Regions from separate parts of the Mus musculus genome. Here all the other regions are linked to region 1. A link is a loop called in an ENCODE intact Hi-C map of the cell type or tissue named here. Cell type or tissue: left cerebral cortex. All regions are shown on one strand.

Evidence for each region. Hi-C counts contacts between places; a loop is a spot of excess contacts. Peaks named below come from ENCODE experiments on the same cell type or tissue, not always from the same donor. Only the 100,000 strongest peaks of a DNase experiment are listed, where the experiment ranks them.
Region 2: it touches region 1 in a loop (2.5-fold over the local background); 2 of 42 quality-filtered maps call a loop at or near these places.
Region 3: it touches region 1 in a loop (2.6-fold over the local background); 2 of 42 quality-filtered maps call a loop at or near these places.

What each region holds. Positions count from the first base shown.
Region 1 is chr5:89,141,825-89,144,324 of GRCm38, forward strand. The region is part of intron 13 of Slc4a4 (solute carrier family 4 (anion exchanger), member 4); the gene reads left to right. Among named protein-coding and RNA genes, the nearest start is that of Gm35855, 83 kb to the right of the region's middle. In left cerebral cortex, a CTCF peak has its summit at 1,482; a DNase peak (open chromatin) is centred at 124; H3K27ac peaks cover 723 bases.
Region 2 is chr5:89,014,036-89,016,535 of GRCm38, forward strand. The region is part of intron 3 of Slc4a4 (solute carrier family 4 (anion exchanger), member 4); the gene reads left to right. Among named protein-coding and RNA genes, the nearest start is that of Slc4a4, 130 kb to the left of the region's middle. In left cerebral cortex, no CTCF peak of the experiment used is centred here; DNase peaks (open chromatin) are centred at 949, 1,749 and 1,916.
Region 3 is chr5:88,958,217-88,960,716 of GRCm38, forward strand. All of the region lies in intron 3 of Slc4a4 (solute carrier family 4 (anion exchanger), member 4), which reads left to right. Among named protein-coding and RNA genes, the nearest start is that of Slc4a4, 72 kb to the left of the region's middle. In left cerebral cortex, no CTCF peak of the experiment used is centred here; DNase peaks (open chromatin) are centred at 979 and 1,451; H3K27ac peaks cover 1,340 bases.

The DNA.
Region 1 (2,500 bases):
TCCTATTTTCACAAACCTTTCAGCAAAAGAGTGCAGTAAGATTTTTAGCATTCTGTGAAATTCGTGATATTTATGGAGCCTAACAGAGCACATTTTAAGAGAACTTGTCTCATAATAAGGAACATTTTTAGCTGGCATCTCCAAATTTGAGGCTTTATTTTAACATTCTGCTGTGCTGAGAGATTTTCACCAATCTGCTCAAGTTGGAAAAGTGTCCTTTCTGTGTCGGTGAGAAAGGTGCTTCTTTGCACTGCCTGTCATGTATAGCTTGCAGCAGTGGGATTGGCATGAACTGATAATTTACTGAGAAATAGACAATAATATTGGGCTGTCTGACTGTTGCTCTTTGGCACTGAAATGCTTTTCCTTTAGAAGTAGGAAACACAAAAACTTATTAACCCATATAGCAGCATATTGTAGCTTCCACATGCGAAGCAGATATTTTGGTCAGCCCAAGAAAGCAAGCCTGTTTAGTGACAGAGGAAGAAATCCATCTTGCTTACAAGGGTCTAGAAAGGAACTGTTAGCTTTCAAAACATGTTTCACAGGCTAAGAAGATGTCTCGGTGGCTAAAGTGTGTGTCTTGAGAGTGTTGAGAGCTGCAGTTGAGATCTCAAGAGCTGCTGATCCCCACACATAGATGCTGGAGGGCATGGCAGATCCCCTGTAATGATGGCAATCTGGGGGGCAGAGACAGGATATCCCTCGAGCAAGCTTGCTAGCTAGAGTAACTATACTTGTGAGGTCTGGGCACAGTTGAGAGTTGTTTCCTCAATATATAAGGTAGTGGATAATCAATGAAGACTCCTGATGACAACCTTGCCCCCCCCACATGTGTATATACATAAACACACGCACACTCCACTTACCTGCACATAGCATGAGTGAACACACACGGCTCCACATGCAAATCTTGCTTTATCAGTTCTGAGTTAAGTTTAATTGACAGAAGTCAAGTCATTGGTACTTTTTTATTAGAAAGATTTTGTCAGCTTTGTTTGTTTGATGATCAGAAAATTAAAGCCATTTGGATAAGATAGGGCATCACAAATGATGCTAAAGTAAAAATGTATCATTTTTAGCTTATGGCTATTTTGAAAATAGCTTCTCCAATATGACATTTTCATTATATCTTTTCATACATATTGCAAAATATACATTCACAGGTAGATAAACATGTAGGATATTATGTAAATGAGGTTATATATTCATATTTTGTGGGCATTTCCTACTTTAATAGGTTCTTTAACATAATTCTAGTGGCTATCACATGATATATGCACTATAATTTATTTAATAAACTTATATTCTCAGTTTGTCCCACTTTTCTCTTTTATAAAGAATACTGTGATCATCAACTATATATTTATTGTTTATAATTTTCTCCCTAAGGTAAGTCCCTAGCAAAATTATTGTGCAATATATTGATTATAGTTGTTATTTATTTCAAATCATACTCACAAAGATTATCCTAATTCATATTTCTACCAGTAGTGGGCAGGAGTTCCCACTTGCCCACCTTTTCACCCTAGATTCTCACTTTCGTTATGCTGTGTATTGAAAAAGAATGGCTTGCTTTGATTTGCTCTCACTCCTGTTGTTTTAATGAGCCTGGGTATTCGTCCACATTGACACCGACCGTCCATCCTTCCCTGTGCTTGTATTCTTGCTATATTCTCCTTTGGAGACATTTAATTTCTCTTCTTAACTCCCTGTATAATAATGGTGTTTTCCTTTACTTATTTGGCAAAGATTTACTAAGTGTTTTTCTAATGCCACTATGTCTTTTAACTGTATGTGTGGCGTCTCTGGCTGTACAGATTTTAACTTTAGCACTCAAGCCTTCCCCTGCCCTTGTTTCTTGTTTGCACGCTATATTTAAAGAGGCTTCCCCTCCCAAAGATTAGAAAAATATTTCCCCACATACTTCAGCTCTTTTATGTTCTCGTTTAATTGTTTTGTACATCTGGAATTGATTTTTTTGTGTAGTGTTAGACTAGAATTGGGTGTTTCACATACATGTTCACAGCTCTTCAAAGAACAGAAGGCGTCTCTATCTTGCCCCTCATTCTATTCCCCGAGAGTTCAAACTCTCTTGCTGATGTCCTGGGCTCACGGTTTTTTTCTCAGAGATATAGTTTGACTTCCCTGATTATTTAGTTCCTGCTGCCAGTGTGACCTGAAATCTTGTTTATGACAAGCATAACAGCAGGGGGCATGACCATGCTGATCTTGGGTGCTTCCTTTGTCCAGGACAGAGGGTGAAGTGCCTCATTGTGGGATTAAAAACAAAGGCTCTGCAGCCACCCTTCCCCCATTGTGGATGTGTGGTGCGAGTAACCAGCTCTTACTCTCTTGTGAAGGAGGAAGGGAGATGTCCAATGGGTGTACCTCAAACTTGGACCTCAGGAGAATCACCTGGGAGCTCTGAAAATTCATTCTCTAGGCTTCATCTCCTGTCGTTTTGCAGAGATACCTACTTAACTGCTCTGTGTGAATA
Region 2 (2,500 bases), 130 kb before region 1:
TTTGTGCACTCCAATGAACTGAAGCTACCTTCATATGACTTGAAATGATGCACATAGGATTTTAATGTAAGAAAATAAGAACTGTTGCATATGAAACTCTAGTGAAGCTATATTGTGTGGAAAGGAATGGTTTTTGACTTTTTTTTTTTTGACATCACTCTTACATGTGTTGCGTGTAGTAGACTTTAATACGGATTTAACATCCCTAGCCAGTTCACATGCTCACACTAATCTATTTTCTCTCTGTTTTGTATAGTCTAATGACTATAGGTAATTTGGAATGAAGCTTATATCTATAATGAATTACAATTCTCAACTCTGAAAATGTTGCAAAAAGTGTAGCCTGTCCTGTTTAATTATCTATGAAAATTGAACCTAGCAAGTCTCTATTGAATCTTTGAGAAGGTACTTAATGAAATAGCATGAGAACTTATATTAGACTCTTGTCTTTCCTATGCCATTTCTTTATTGGTTAGGTTTTGTAAAAGGTCTGTGGATTTGGGCTTAGTTTTGATATCATTGCCGATAAGTAAACATACTCTATTGGTTGCCATCATGACTCTTCTGGGTAAATAAAACACATACCTTAATGTGTTTTGTGTGAAGATTGAATCCAATACCATGGGCTGGCTCCTTTACAATGGTCAGAGATTTATTAGCTTACGGTTGTGGGGGTAAGAAATCCAGCATAAGGTGCCCATATCTGGTGCTGTTTTTCTTGATGATGGAATGGGTCATGTGGCAGGAGGTAAAAGAGAGGAAGGCATTGGGTTTTTGCTCTAACAGTATCCGTGCATTCTTGATGGCAGAACTCTTAGGCTTTAACATTGTCTAAAGGTCCTATCTCCCAGTATATCAGTGCAGTAGCACTTAAATTTAGCATGAGTTTTGGAGGGGGCAGACATTCCAACTGTGGTATGAGGCAAATGAAGATTCTATCGTCTGAGAACAGTGAAACTCTAGATGAAAAGTGGGAAGTGTTGGAGAACCTGTTGTATATTTTTCTTCTTTGCTGAGAATATAATTAACTTCACAGAAGTTGAGAATCACTGTCACTAATTTTGGACCCTTGACTCAGAACAGAAATATAGCAGACAAGAAGAAAAGTTTATTGTAGACTCTTGTTGACATTTCTCTTATTACAACCAGAGTTCCATCAAAATCTGTAGAGTAGTATCTCTGTGAAGAATGTTACTTCTTTTAAAAGAAAGAACAGTCTTATACATAATTTTTTGTTCTTATCTCTATTGCTCCTTTTAAATAAATTGCTTATGTTTTTAAATATTCATTTAATTTTTATTTTATGTGTACATGTGCATGTGTGTATGAGTGTGCTCGCATGTGTGCTCGCATGTGTATGCGTGGATGTGTGCTTTTTTGCACGCACATGTGTGGAAATCAGAGGACAACTTTTGGGAATCACTTCTCACCTTCCACTATGTAGTTTTGGGTGACCAAATGCTGGTTGCCAGGCTTGGTGGCAAGTTTCCTTACCCACTGAACCATCTTGCTGGCACTTAATTAGATTGTTTGGAACCACATTTCTCAATACTGCTATCCAGGAAAGATGGGTAAGGGTTTGTTTTTGGCAACAATGGTAAGAAGACAGAGTCGATTGCTTTCTGTGCTCACACATTTTCCAAGAGAGGCTGCAGGGAGGAGGATGTATTCTGCATACCCACATAGGAAGAGACATCTAATGGTAGCACGAACAGTGTGGTTGTGGCACTATTATTGGCGCTGTAAATTTAGACACTTGGTATAGAAAATAGTTGCACTTGAGTGAGTCTGTAGAGCTTATTTTGGGAATCTTGAATATTTCCTAATGTTGATGAGAATCGAGTCTGACTTTAGAAACCCCGGGGTATAAATTGTGCTGATAATTGGTCTGAGTTGAACCTGGGAAAAGTGCTGATGTAATCACTCTTAAACAGAGTGATTCATCATCTAAACCTTACCATGGACAGTTCTGGCAGAGCAAAAAGAAGCGAACCGTTGAAGGAAGGAATTAAAGGAAAATCTCCGCAGTGGCTGAGACACGTGAAAGGGACTTTGGATCTTTCAGGAGTGGTTTGCTGAGTAGTCATATTCCCAACTATTTGAGTCACCAAATGACTCCTGTTCTGTTTACAGAGTACCCCTCCCCTCCTTTTCATGCCAGGTGCATGAGGCCTTCCATCCCAAGCCTGTGTGTCCATGACCTTTTGTAGCTGCTCTGTCCACCAACCTTCAGAACCATGGCCAGTCTGGTGTGTTTCAGCTCTGGCTATTCCAGTCCCTAGATAGCAGTAAAGGCAAGTACAGTGGGGATGCATTTGTGTTGGCTGTTTGAGGAGCGTAATTGAGTTATATATTCTCAACTACTTTAGAGGAGTGTCTGGTACTAATTTGACATGAATGTTTTCAATCTAGCAATTTAAAAACCAATTGGCTTGTTTTCTGTATAAATATGACATATATGTTAATTTTTAGAAGAGTTAGAACTTAAACATAAAAAACA
Region 3 (2,500 bases), 180 kb before region 1:
TTGTGTGAACATTAGATCTTAAGTTCCATGACTGCAAGCAAGGGTGAAGTGTGTCTTGTTTATTTACCGTAACTCTCCAGGGCTGTGCCAGACCCAAGGGATGTTCAATACACGTTCACTGAAGAATATTTAGATGACCAAGGAGGGAAGTTTAAATTACTAAGGAGGGAAAACTTAAGCCTTGCTTTCATAGTTCTAAGTCTCCACCACATTCTAAGTGAGGATCCAGCTGATTTTCTCGAGTTCTACCCTGGCCTGCTGGCTCTCTCTGGCTTGCCTCCCTCCATTGACACGTAAAATCTCATGCTGACTTTTAAGTGTTCCACTTTGGAAAATACCTAATTATTTCAGCTGCTGCTAAAAGGTTGTCTTGTTTTGGGGTAGGCAACTCCCAAATGTGTACTATTGCCTGTTGGCTGTAGGTGATGGAAGACATTGATCTATAGGGCTCATACTTCATCATATATACTTAAAAGACAGCTACCATTGCACACAGACATCAGAGAGCTCTGCTTAGAAGTCATTGTGAAGAATCCCCAAATGGTGCATCTTCCAAACAGTTCTAAGGAGACTCCTCCATAGGTTTTCCAGTATTTAGGCATGTTGGGAACATGACATAGTTGACAGGTTCGTTTAGTTTAGAATAAAGATTATTTTTTTCATTTTTATCACTTCTGGCATCAAGATTGGGCATCTAAAAGGTTGGTATGCATTTGATCCTTACATGTTTATATCCTTGACGACCACAGAAGCTTCAGATCCACCCCTAAGTTCAGCAGCCCCAGGGCTCTACATGGCTCCTGTTCCCAGTGTGGTGTCAGAACTGGTGTCCCAGCTAGGGATACAGGGAGAGAAACCTGTGTGTAATTGTGGCACGCTGAGCAATAGGGGAGAGGGAGGCTGGGAAGAGACAGGAGTGGTGTGGAAGAACAGGAGGGAGGAGAGACAAGGGATGAGGAGGTGGCGTGGAGTGGGTGTGGAGAGAAAACTTAGATTGTGCTCTTTCTTAAAAATAACCCTCTTACCTCCTCCACCGTGCACTTTTCCCCCCCTAAGTTAGCAGCTGCCATCCTCCGAGGCGTGCCCCAAATGCAAGGGACTGATGGTCCTGCTTGCTGGGACCTAGAAACACAGCTCAGCTCCCCACAGTTAATGGCTTTGGTCTCTGCACTTCACATTTTGTTAGTGTCCTGGAAGGTCTCTAAGAGCCAGCTTGTGGCTACAGAGTTTACCAAGTGCTTTCAGATGTTAGGAGACACAGGTACAAACTGAGCATCAAGCTCAGTGTATTGACATGCTGTGTGTGCCGTGTGTCTCTGGACCCCAGAGAGTCTGTGTCAGTACAGAGGTACTGGCTGCCTCCTATGTGCAGGTCTGCCCAGGATGGCTGCACAGTGCTCAGTCAGTGGATGTGGACGGACAGTTTTGCGTTCTTTTCTACCTCTTTGGAAGTGCACCAGAACGGATGGATTTATGCTAGTGGACATTGTTCTGTGAGCCAGGGACAATGGATGCCAGTCGGTGATCCAGCTAGATTCAGGAAACTGAAACAGAGAAATGGGCAGCTGCTTTTGTTTGGGGCATCCGGGTAAATGAACAGAGTAGCCTTTCACCAGAGCCAAAAATATTTGGTTTTGGCCACTTGACTTCCCTGTTCCCAGCACACTCTTGTGTCCTTCTCCAGCCCCCGTTTTTGTGTGATACATTTCTTTCTTTTTTCTTTTCTAATCTCTCTCTCTCCTTCGTTCTCTCTTTCTTTGTTTTAGGCATGCTCCTTAATTTTGATGTCATAGAGTAAAATTTCTTTCATTTGCTGGGTGCCATTGCTATACCCCACAAACGATCTGATCTGTAGGATAGGTCTGTCAGATGTGTGAGGGGAAGTAGCTCCACTCGTGCCAGAGGCGTACAGACACAAGAATCAGGCTGCCTTGGGCATCCTCTTTTTCACTTTCTAGAAGTAGGAAAAAAAATTTTTACTTTAGGTCTGAGAACAAGAGCTTTTCATATTGAAAAATAATCAAAAATGTAGACTTTCTGTTTTCAGAAGAAGACCTTATGGTAGAGTTTTCTGGAAGGACCGCCTACCTAGAACACTTATGGGCAAGAACACCCATGATCTGCACATCAAATGACCTGTACATTGGATAATGGTGTGTGCGTGTGTGTCTATATGTGTGTTTGTGTGTGTGTGTGTGTGTGTGTGTGTGTGTGTGTGTGTGCACATGCACTAACTTGCATGGGTGTTAAGACTATTTCACTTGTGGCACAATATGGTATGGATGCCAGATGACAACGTTTGCGAGTCAGTTCTCTGTGTGGCTCCCAAGGCTCGAACTCAGGCTTGGCAGCAGGCAGCTTTACTGGAAGAGCCATCTGCTGACCTATCAATAAATGCTTGAAGGCATTCTGCAGACCGTCTGCAATCTTATTTCCCCTCATCTGCAGGAAGATAGTGATGAAAGCTTCAGGCTGGACTTGGTGGAGAGAAATTCTCTGT